Regions from separate parts of the Homo sapiens genome. Here regions 2, 3 and 4 are each linked to region 1. Evidence: chromatin contacts called from ENCODE Hi-C or POLR2A ChIA-PET data. All regions are on one chromosome and are shown on one strand. The core of a region is the stretch at or near the end of the contact, and the rest is flanking DNA. Distances in the headings are between cores, read along the strand shown.

The links. A loop is a pair of places that touch in the nucleus more often than their neighbours do. ChIA-PET counts read pairs that join two places held with the same protein, here RNA polymerase II (POLR2A). Pooled maps may share reads with other maps.
Region 2: a pooled map shows a loop between it and region 1 (24-fold over the local background). The contact joins the promoter of MTHFD1L here to the promoter of FBXO5 in region 1. A Hi-C loop is called at or near these places in 1 of 168 maps with a recorded cell type or tissue (naive thymus-derived CD4-positive, alpha-beta T cell), 3 of 37 single-sample maps with no recorded cell type and 8 of 50 pooled maps. POLR2A ChIA-PET finds 5 or more read pairs at or near these places in 1 of 52 experiments (T-cell).
Region 3: a pooled map shows a loop between it and region 1 (10-fold over the local background). The contact joins the enhancer-like site here to the promoter of FBXO5 in region 1. A Hi-C loop is called at or near these places in 4 of 37 single-sample maps with no recorded cell type and 9 of 50 pooled maps.
Region 4: a loop to region 1 is called in a map with no recorded cell type, with 10 times the contacts of the local background. The contact joins the enhancer-like site here to the promoter of FBXO5 in region 1. A Hi-C loop is called at or near these places in 2 of 37 single-sample maps with no recorded cell type and 3 of 50 pooled maps.

The regions. Positions count from the first base shown.
Region 1 is chr6:152,981,730-152,984,429 of GRCh38, reverse strand. FBXO5 (F-box protein 5) reads left to right here and starts at 1,389. Exons shown (of 5, transcript NM_012177.5): 1 at 1,389-1,573. The coding sequence starts at 1,471. RefSeq lists enhancers at 426-545, 836-1,055 and silencers at 1,086-1,405, 1,886-1,955.
Region 2 is chr6:150,864,277-150,866,976 of GRCh38, reverse strand. MTHFD1L (methylenetetrahydrofolate dehydrogenase (NADP+ dependent) 1 like) reads right to left here and starts at 1,275. Exons shown (of 28, transcript NM_015440.5): 1 at 928-1,275. The coding sequence starts at 1,154. RefSeq lists silencers at 104-253, 374-573, 734-1,143, 1,204-1,433.
Region 3 is chr6:155,169,837-155,172,596 of GRCh38, reverse strand. The region is part of intron 9 of TIAM2 (TIAM Rac1 associated GEF 2); the gene reads right to left. Among named protein-coding and RNA genes, the nearest start is that of CLDN20, 93 kb to the left of the region's middle. RefSeq lists enhancers at 741-800, 831-1,250, 1,291-1,350. Within about 2 kb of position 1,281, at least 18 of the 41 ENCODE cell types and tissues checked have a DNase peak (open chromatin) inside an H3K27ac peak, as active enhancers do.
Region 4 is chr6:155,350,529-155,353,228 of GRCh38, reverse strand. No RefSeq gene overlaps it. Among named protein-coding and RNA genes, the nearest start is that of TFB1M, 37 kb to the right of the region's middle. Within about 2 kb of position 1,430, at least 2 of the 41 ENCODE cell types and tissues checked have a DNase peak (open chromatin) inside an H3K27ac peak, as active enhancers do.

The DNA.
Region 1 (2,700 bases), core at 140-2,639:
GGATCCACCCAGCACTTGTATGATTCATCCTAATCCTGGCCGCGCCCCACAACTAATTATCAAAATTTTAGGTAAAGACAGGATCCACCCAGCACTTGTATGATTCATCCTAATCCTGGCCGCGCCCCACCGGACTCGTCACTAACGGTACTGAAAACTGACTACAGCCAAGAACTCACTCCGAGGCTGCAGAAAGGCACCAGAGGGAAACAGCAAAGGAGGATTCGCCGTTTTGGAGTTCACATCCCGTTGCTTCACTGGGCTGTAGCCATAAAGCTGAGTTCAGGGAATGCACTGCCCTACTTAAGTGCATATTCAAATTGTGAAAAGTTAAGCATCACTAATACTCCGGTACACTTTCATACTGACGTCCATGCCAGCCATCACTAAAAACTCCCTTGGCCACGGGGGTCCAGCCCAAGAGGGCGGGCACTTCTATTTATTCTTTTTTTGGGAGCAGGACTACTGTCTCCTACACCTGGCCCTTTAAGGAAAGGAACAAAAACCCAGGGGAGCGTAGCTGCACACTCAGTAAACTTAACGTTCCTATAAACCAGTAGCGTCTGAAGTGTGGTTGAAAATACAAATAAACGCGCTTGCAAGGAAGAAGTGCCTCGGTCCTACCCTCGGCCCCGCCGGAAGGCCCTGGGAGATGCAGCCGCAGGTCTCCTGCTACAGCCGCTGGGGAAGGCCGCACAGCCTCCTCGCCCACCCCGGAGGAAAAAATCGCGGGGGACTCCAGTGCGCAGGCGCCGACCCGCCAACTCCGCAGCCACAGCCCGCCAAGGCGCCTGCGCAGAGGCGTGGGTCAAGGGGAGGGTCGAGTTAGGAGGGAGAGCAGAGCGCGCGCGTAAATCCTAGAGAGGCGGGCTAAGCTGGACTGGGGGGAGGGTCCGTCTTCCGGAAAGTCTGGATTCCCGGACGAGCCGAGTTGCTGCTCACCGAACTCCCGTTCGAGAGATGATCGAAGAAAGTCGGCTACCATTTGTACCCATCAAAGATCTCCAGATGGAAGCCAGCGCTGAATTTGGGCTGAGATTAGGACTTGCAGGAGGCCGGTCCAGAAGACGGCGGAAGGAATCTTGGCGGGCGCACGCATGCGTGATAGACCCTCCACACGTGTGGCCGGGCCGCGGCCTCCCCGTGCTCGGAGGTCCCGCCCCCGGCCGTAGCATCTTTCCGGACGTGGGGAGCCGGTAAGCTGGAAGGGGGCTGGGCTTCGCGGCTCGGCCCCGCCTCGGCAGCCTCCAATTGGGCGCGGACGAGGGCGCCCCCACCCACTGCCCTCCTATTGGTGCGCGCATGCAAGCGACGCGTCTCATTGGACCGCGCGGATTTAGGCACCAAATTCAAAGATTTTAAAAGTACCAGCTGGCGCCTTTTAAGAGATACAGGTCTGTGAAGCAGGCAGGTTGCTCAGCTGCCCCCGGAGCGGTTCCTCCACCTGAGGCAGACTCCACGTCGGCTGGCATGAGCCGGCGCCCCTGCAGCTGCGCCCTACGGCCACCCCGCTGCTCCTGCAGCGCCAGCCCCAGCGCAGTGACAGCCGCCGGGCGCCCTCGACCCTCGGATAGTGAGTGAGGGGAGCGGTCGCGAGGGGGGCGCGCACGCCAGGAGGGGTGCACGGGGAGGGTCGCAGCCTGAGACCCTGACCCGACGTCCCTCGGAGCCTGGACGCGCGGCCATGCCACACGCCCGGCCTCGGGCGGCGGCAGCGGTTCCTGGGTCCGGGAGGAGGGCGGCTGGGTGTCGGGGGGAAGCCAGAAGAGCCAGATGTGCAGGGGCGGGATGGCGGGCCGCGGGGTCCCGCCACCCACGCCGACCGTGGACTCCAGCCCCGGGAGGTGCGGGTCGTGGCATCCCAGGGCGCCCTTTTTCCTCCTCGGAAGACCCACCTACCCCACCCTGCTTGAATAGGCGCCAAATGCCCCTCCCCTCCCCCACCCCGGGGCCCCCGGCGGTGACAGGGCTGCGAGCGAGAAGCCCCCAGGGCCTGGCCAGGTGCCTCACCTTCTCCCCCTGCGCCCCTTTTCTACATCTGCCCCGCACCCTCACAGCCAAAGGCAGTTTCCCCGATTTTTCGCGGTCCCAGCCTTGCTGGCGGGCGCGGGAGATCGCGCTCGCGGTTATCTCCCGCCTCCTCCGCGTGTCCCGCGCCCTGAGGGGCAGCCCCACCGATCCCTCAGGAGTTCCAGGGTCTCCCTCCCCACTCCCGCCAAATGGAGAGACACCCCCCCAACTCATTGGACCAAACTCAACTGGGACATCCAAACAAAAACGTTACTTTTTCCCAATTTTTTCTCCCTTTGCCCGTTAACCCAGTCTCAGGGCCTGGAGTGGAAAGGGAAGACTTTAAAAAAAGCAATTTTTACTACGAACCTTGAATTTGTCCATAGTATTAAGATGATTTTGTAAGAATCGAAGAATTGGTGACTTTTTCCCGATAACTCATGAAGAATTAGATAGTCCTTTATTTCAAAGCTTGCAGAGAATGGAATGCACTCAAATGCTTATTTTTATCCTCTTTGTTGCTACCTCTAAATAAAATCTATATGCACTTATTTTTACCTGAGAAATAACCCAAAATGAAAAAATTTAGCAATTCGGCATTGTACTATTTTGTAATGACTCTATTATTAAAAAAGAACTCTAGAAAAAAATACTTAATTTTAATTTTAATAGATTAAATATATTTCTAGA
Region 2 (2,700 bases), core at 26-2,525, 2.1 Mb after region 1:
CGCTGGCCGGGGAAACCGCATCCTGGAACTCGTTCCTAATCCCAGTTCCGAGGGAGGCGGAAGGGGCTTTCTTGCCACCCCCAAGTTGTCCCGAAGGGCTCGCCCTGCAAGGCCCGAGACCCGTGCGCCCCTCTGGGCGAGGGCGGGGAAGGCTGGAGCCCAGGGGCGGGGACCGGGACGGGAAAGGCCGGGCCCGGGGCTCCCAGTTCGCTCTGGGCCCGCAGAAAACCCTGCAAACCCAGCTGCGCGGGGACTCCGTGGGCGCTGCGCGGCGAAGCTGGAAACCAGCGCTGAGACCTCTCGGATTCCCCCCGGCGGCTGTCCCGGGGGCCCGGCTCCACCTTTGCCGTTCCGGGAAAAGCGGACGTCAGCCACAGACCCCAGCCCAGCAGGAGGGGCCGCGCGCGGGGAAGGGCGCACAACACCAGGGAGCTTCGCGCGGGCGGCGCTGGGCCCGAGCCCGCCTCTCCCGAGCTCCGCTTGCCCTTCCCGAACCCCGGGCCAGCCGGCGCGCCGAGCCGCAGCCCCGCCCTCCTCCTGCTCCTCGCCCCCTCCCCTGGTTTCCGCCCCAGCCGCACCGCCCCTTTACCGTCTGGGTCGCGCCCGGCGCGATTGCATCAGAGCCGGCGGCCGGCTGCGCACGTGGAGCCGGGCGTGCGGTCCATGCCGCTAGGCGCCCATTGGAGATGCCCACGCCCACCTGCGCTGCGGGCCCGGTCGGGTACTGGATCCCCCGTTCTCCGCCAGCGCTCCCGGCCGCAGTGCCCAAGCCCGCGTTTCCCGACACACCGCCCGGCCCCCCTAATGAGTTGGCACCAAACACTCGCAGCCCCGCGCCCCGCTCCCCACGGCGGTCCCGGGCGCTCCGCCCCTGGGTCGGGGCCACAGCCGCTGGAGACCTGGGCCAGGGCCAGACCCGACACTCACCTGACGATGGAGTCCCGCGCCGCGGGCGTTCGGCCGCCGGGGCTGCAGCTGCTCCGGGCCTGGCCATCCTGCGGCCGCCGCTGTCCAAGCAGGCCCTCCCGGCCACCGCCGCCGCCTCCGCCGCCGCCGCTGCTAGCGCGACAGGGCACACGGAGGCGGCGCGGAGGGCCCGGGGGCTGGGGCGGGCGGCGGAGCTGGCGCAGGACGAGCGGCAGACGCGTGCCCATGGCGCGGGACGGCTGGTTCTCAGGGGACACGGAGCTGCGGCTGCCGAGGGCGGCGGGGCGCGTGCCAGGGGAGCAGGCGGCGGCGGCGGCGGCGGCGGCGGGAAGGACCTGGCGCTTCCTCCTCGTCCCAGGGGCCCCTAGGGGGCACTGCACCCGGCGGCCGTGACGTGCGGAGGGCGGGGGCCTGCGAGCCGCCGGCCGGGATGTCACGGCTTTGGGCACTTTGGTTTGGTAAGCTGTACCAGACAGAGGGTGGGGTGCGGAGTGGGACTCAGACTCTGCCCTGAGACTCAGCCTCCCTCCCTTCAGCCTGAAAGGCCGAGGTGACCCTTGGTACTCAGGGCGCCAAGTTTAGACGGGAGGGCTTGGATTTGCTGTACTGGAGGTGGCCTGAGGATAAGAGGCTTTGTAACCTTAGGCAGGGGCACTTAATCTCGGTGAGCTTGCGGGGTCTTCGTCAGTACCACAGAGATAACAATGCTCTTCTTAAAACCTTAAAAGGATTTTATAGTCCTGATTGGTTCCAGGGCCCCTCCAGGGGACCCACGTCCACAAATGCTCAAGTCCTTGGTAAAAAAAAAAAAAAAAAAAAGTGTTTGCATATCACCTACACACATCTTCCCATCATAAACTTTAGGTCATCTCCACATTCCCTAAGTCCTCACCTAACATCGTGGAGGGGTTCTTGGAAACTGAAACTTTAAGCCAAATGACTGTAAGGAAAACAGTTTGACCACAGGCTAATTGATATGAGTGAAGTTCCTACAACATATCTGTGGTCACAAAATCGCCCCTAAACTTCGAAATAAAGACCAAAACACTTCTAATATTAAACATTGAAATAAGTGTGAGCCATGCATATATTTAAGGAAGATTTTTAGCTCACGCCTATAATCCCAACACTTTGGGAGGCTGAGGTGGGCAGATCACGTGAGGCCAGAAGTTCAAGACCAGCTTGGCCAACATGGCGAAACCCCATCTCTACTAAAAATACAGAAAATTGGCTGGGTGTGGTGGCGCGTGCCTGTATTCTCAGCTACTCGGGAGGCTGAGGCAGGAGAATCGCTTGAACCCAGGAGCCAGAGGTTGCAGTGAGCCGAGATCATGTCACTGTACTCTAGCCTGGGCGACAGAGCACAGCTCTGTCTCAAAGAAAAAGTTTTTTTTAAACACCCCCTATCCCTCTCGCTTAGAGAAAAATAAAGATTAATAAAAGTGAGATCATTTTTACCGGCTTATTCCAACTCAGGGCACCTCACAGGGTGTGCTCACACACACCCACACTCACACTCGGATCGTGTAGATGCACCAATTTACCTAAAGTGCACTGCACGGCTTTGGGATGTGACAGGACACCAGAAGACAGAGAAAATCCACACAGACATGGATAAAACGTGACAGTGGACCCAGCCAGAAATCTATTTTTTTCTCATCATTATAAGAAAACCACTGAGCAAAATGATGAAATGATGTTATTCCAGGACCTGCTGTACTTATAATACCTAATACAATGTAAATGCTATGTAAATAGATATTACACTGTACT
Region 3 (2,760 bases), core at 32-2,531, 2.2 Mb before region 1:
GGAGACAGAAAAAATACAATAATAGCAAGGCAATCCAGGTCAAATCTCAGCCTTGTTAGGGGCTGTTATCTAGTGCCTCTGCACTTCTGTTCCTTCACCTTCAAAAGAGGTTAAAAACGCCAGCCTCGTGGGGTGGTTAGGAGACTGATGGGAGGAATTGCATTTGAAAGACATAAATTGTAAAGATTTTTTTTGGAAGCTGAGGCTGGATCAGGGCATTATACTGTACTGGGAGTAGCTACTGCATTTCAGCGATGGCCACTATAAAGAACTTCCTGAGAATCATCCTTTGTTCCAAAGCCCTGGGCCACTGTTCTGGCCACTGCTGCTCAGATCACCTTGCAGTCAGCTCCAACTGGCCATCACGACACGGGAACATCACTGGGCTGCAGCCACAGTCACTCCAGACTGACTAGTGAACGTCTGCAAATCACTTTAGCTCTCCTTGGAGGGCATTCCACAGAAGTATTTATTATTATTATTATTACATCAATGGTCCTGAAACCACATGTCAAATTACTTATGCTCAGTATGCAGCAAGGAGAAAAAATTGAAACTCCGTGTGTTCTCACAGCAGATGCTTTTGGATCAAATGGCTTGTAATTACTACTTGGATCACTGAAGGGAAGTGAGTAGCAAAATCACAATCTGGCTGTCACAAATGGGCCCAAACCACCACAGTGGCTGATAAAAGGAAAGTCTATTTGCAAGGGAGATGAGGAGAAAACACAAAAGGGAGTTGCACGCTCCCAGTTTTCTTAACAACAGTAAAATGTCATAGAAGAGAAAGTGTTTATTTCCTTCTTGGACTGAGGCCCACACATCGGTTGATATGAAAGAAAAACAAAGATGGATCTAGCTAGCTCGCTAGCTGTATGCATATATATATGCTATGTAGGGTTGTGTATTAATATTCTCTCTAAACAGATTACCATACTGTGGTGAAGAGTAAGCTGTTTCATTCATATTTTCCATTTAAGAAAACAATATTAGGGGGTTTGTTTTGGTTTTGGGGTTTTTTGGGGTTTTTTAGGTTTTTTTTTCAGTTTACAGCTCATGACTAAGATGACAATACTGCATTCACTCACTGCCACAGAAAGTTGGAATACCCCAAGCCAATTTTCCAGAAGAAGGGGCCAAGGCCCAGGGGCTGTCACAATTTCTGCAATGAAGCTTCTGGGGTTGCCGCCATCTGAGCCTTAGTGGGGACTTTGTTGTCACAATCTCCATGACAAACACCTCCCTTCAAAGGCCGTGTAAGACTCACTATTACTCATCCAGACGTTCGTTATGAAAAGCTTTCATTTTTGGCAAGCCAAAGTGTCCTCTAAAAAAATGTTCAAGTAAGACTGGCTTTATTCCAGACTTAACAGATTTTGAATTAGGGTGACTCACTGTTGGGCTGTTATATGATGCATCAATTAGAGTGAAATAGTTTAAAATGCACACGGCCCCTCCCTCACAACAGCCTTTCTGTGTTATAGAAATGGGCGTAATGTACTTATTGTATAAAAATAGGTTTGTGCAGGTTACAAGTATTCTCCAAGAATGATTAGCAGATGAAAAGTAGCAAAATGAAATATTAATTATTTAGCCAGCTCAGGCAGAATTTTAAGTCCCAGAGATATAAAAAAACAAATTACACCCTTAGTTCTATCTGCCATTCTATCTGAATCTAGTTATCTGGGTACGATAGCACAGAAATTACAGAGGCTGCATTAAAATTGTCCTATAAATGAAAGGAATTTCTTCAGTATCCCTACATCACAAGTAATGCTTAGCTAAAACAAATAGGAGTAAAACAAATGCAGAAATCATAGTTTCTTCTCACTCCTTAGAGCATCGATGGGACCTGTTGATTTGAGCCCATCTTAAGCACTAAGCTTAAATTCTCACTGTAAGTGGCTACATCAGCAAAATTTATTTTCAAAGTCCAACATAAACTCTGTTAATAGGAAGTGTACTGATGCTATAGTTTCATAACTTTCTTTTTTCAGGGATGGGGTCTTACTCTGCCACCCAGGTCAGAGTGCAGTGGTGCGATCTTGGCTCACTGCAACCTCTGCCTCCCAGGCTCAAGCAATCCTCCCACCTCAGCCTCCGAGGAGCAAGCCACTACACTCGGATAATTTTTTGCATTTTTGATAGAGACAGGGTTTCACCATGTTGCCCAGGCTAGTCTCAAATGATCCACCTGACTCAGCCTCCCAAAATTCTGGGATTACAGGCACGAGCCACCATGCCAGGCCTCTTAACTTTCAAAGTAAGAATTTTACATTGTTATATAATGCTGGAAGAGATAGGACCCTAAAATTATGGGCCTTTATTACAAATCAGTCATCCTCAGCCATTAAATGACTACATCTAATAGAAATAGGGCATATATAAACTATATCGATTACAAGCTTTCCTGGGAGCCATGACATACGCACTTGACAGAGTGGCTAACAGTAAGAGATGGTAAGTGCAGAGTAAGAACTGGCTGGGTGCAGTGGCTCACGCCTGTAATCTCGGCACTTTGGGAGACTGAGGTGGGTGGATCGCGACGTCAGGAGTTCAAGACCAGCCTGGCCAACATAGTGAAACCCCATCTCTACTAAAAATACAAAAATTAGCCAGCCTTGGTGGCAGGTGCCTGTAATCCCAGCTACTCAGGAGGCTGAGGCAGAAGAACTGCTTCAACCTGGGAGGCAGAGGTTTCAGTGAGCCGAGATCACGCCACTGCACTCCAGCCTGGGCAACAGAGTGAGACTCCATCTG
Region 4 (2,700 bases), core at 181-2,680, 2.4 Mb before region 1:
AAAAACCTGTCACAAAGGCTTGGACAGGTAAATATCCCAACAGTTCCCTGTGTGGAAAGAATATCTCCCAGGCTGGGGCAGAGAAGTACTAGCACCAAGACTGGGCCCCTTCAAAATCTGTGAAGACAGAGGCCAGTAAGTCTGTCTCAGTAACTCAAATGGGTGAGTCTCCCTCTGCATCCTGTGTGAGCAATACTAAGCTGGGAACACAGCTGAAAGGGACTAGAGCCAAGTTGCAGGATAACTTTCAAGTCTACTACTGAAACTGATGTCAGCAAGCAGATGAGCCTTTCTGCTGAGGCAATAGTGTGCATGATTCCTCCTGGACCCTTTGGAAAATTGTTTTGTTTGTAGGTTCAAGGCAAGCCTTTAGGGAATGGGGCTGGTTTGAGGTTTGAACTCAGAAGCACAGTCAGCCAGTCTGACACCTAGGTGCAGGTCTGCACTCTCAAAACCACTATCCTAGGTCTTGGGCTCCACCAGGTTTCACAGCCTTCTACCTGAATCTCAGAGACCCAGAAGGAGACTTTTTTCTGTGGATGGGATTCTTACTGAGGGAAGATAAGAGCAAGTGACCCCCAATCCTCTAACTGGCTAACATCACTCCATCCAGAAATAACTTTTTAGTGATCAGGGTCCCTTTGAGGTGAAGCCCTTTAAGCTTAATGAGACCTAAAAGAAAAAGTGATCAGGAGATGACCATTTAAAAAACTACTTCAAATAGAATGCAGTTAGGCTGAAATGAACCAGAAACACTGATTCACTGACCTTCCTGAAATGTAAAACACTTTCTGGAACCAAGTGGATCTTTCTCATTGATTTTTCTAAAGCTCCTTAGGGCATCTTTAGTGCCACATAAAAAGTACTTGCCAAAGGAACCATGTAGTTTGTACTAGAAGCTCTTAAGTGAAGAGTTAATTCTCAAAATAGATTTTGGTTATCTCAGATCGCCACAAGATCAAGTGAAGAATCCCACAGATCTGGCTGGGTGCGGTGTCTCATGCCTATAATACCAGCACTCTGAGAGGCCGAGGCAGGCAGATAACCTGAGGTCGGGAGTTCAAGACCAGCCTGACCAACATGGAGAAACCCCATCTCTATTAAAAATACAAAATTAGCTGGGCGTGGTGGTGCATGACTATAATCTCAGCTACTTAGGAGGCTGAGGCAGGAGAATGACTTGAGCCCAGGAGGCGGAGGTTGTGGTGAGCCGAGATCACGCCATTGCACTCCAACCTGGGCAACAAGAGTGAAACTCCATCTCAAAAAAAAAAAGAAAAAGAAAAAGAAAGAAAGAAAGAAAAAGAAAAGGAAAGGAAAGAATCCCACAGATCTCACAATCTTTTTTCTGTCAAATTTTAGTCATTCACTCATTCATTCAGCTAATGTAGCACATATTAACTGAGGCTCCAGTTAACTTGTTAGGCAATACTTATGCCTTCATGAGTGCTCTATCACTTTTTAAAATTGAAACAGAAATAAGTAGATATAAGTAGATTAGAACATGTATCCATTCATCCACATTATCCATGCTGAGACACTTTAAAGCCAAAATTGGGTTTTTTAAATTTTATTATTTATTTATTTATTTTGCCTACGTGGTCATGTCTGATACCTGTTTGGGTAATGATTAGAACATAGTGACAGATGTAGAAATATGACTCAAAACTAAACTGGGGCAGCTTTCCCAAAAAAGTAACTGAAGACTGTGTTCAAGCCTTGCATATACATAGACACCTGCTATATTTGCATAGCCCAGGCTTGCAGGAAACTCTAATCAATCATTTTCTGTGTGTAGAATTATTCAACCAGAAAACCATTACTTATTTCACCAGAAAAATTTTGTTTTTTCATTGCTGCTAGATTAGTTACATCCCATCTCCCCACTTCCCTCTCTTCATCAGCAAACAAAGTTTATACCAAATTATATGGATCAATGTCTCAGCCTATAAGAAATTTTGGTTTATTTTTAAATTTTCAAAAAGGTGGATTCTTTCATTTCTTTTGTTAATGTGCAATAAAAATTCTATCTTCTCTTACATATTTCTTTAATTATATTTATTGAGTGTTCTTCACTGGGCCAGGTGCTAGAAAATTTGTAAACAAAAGGAGAGAAATATTGATTAAATAATCATTAAAAAGTAAGCAATTACAAATCATGATGACTGATAAGAAGGAAAAGTAGAAGTTGCTACCTGGAAAGATAAAAAGGGGGAACCTGATAGAGTTGTGGGATTGGGGGGGTTGTGGGTCAATAAAGAAGCAATGATTGAGCTGAGATTTTAATAAATAGACATTAACTTAGAGGAAGTTCAGAGAGGGGGATCAAGAGAGAGATGAGAACGTTGCAGGCAAGGAAAAATAAAGTATGTGCCAAGGCCCTGAGGCAGGAGGGAGACTGCGCGTTGAAGGACTGAAAGGTTTAAGAGAATATAGGAAATACCTGAGAAAATGGCCAACTAGAAGTAGCTAGTGTGCACTGCTCTCACAGAAAGGAATGGAAGGGGTGCATAAATACAGCATTTTCAACTGATACATCCAGGTAAATGCATTGGGTCTAATCAAAGAAACAATTCAACCCACAGAGAATCGAGAAAAGCAAGGCAGGTTGATAGCCCACCCAGGAGTAACACAGAGCCAGGGGAACCTCCTCTACCCAGGGAGGTGGTGAGTGAATGTGTGACCCCAGGAACCCATGCT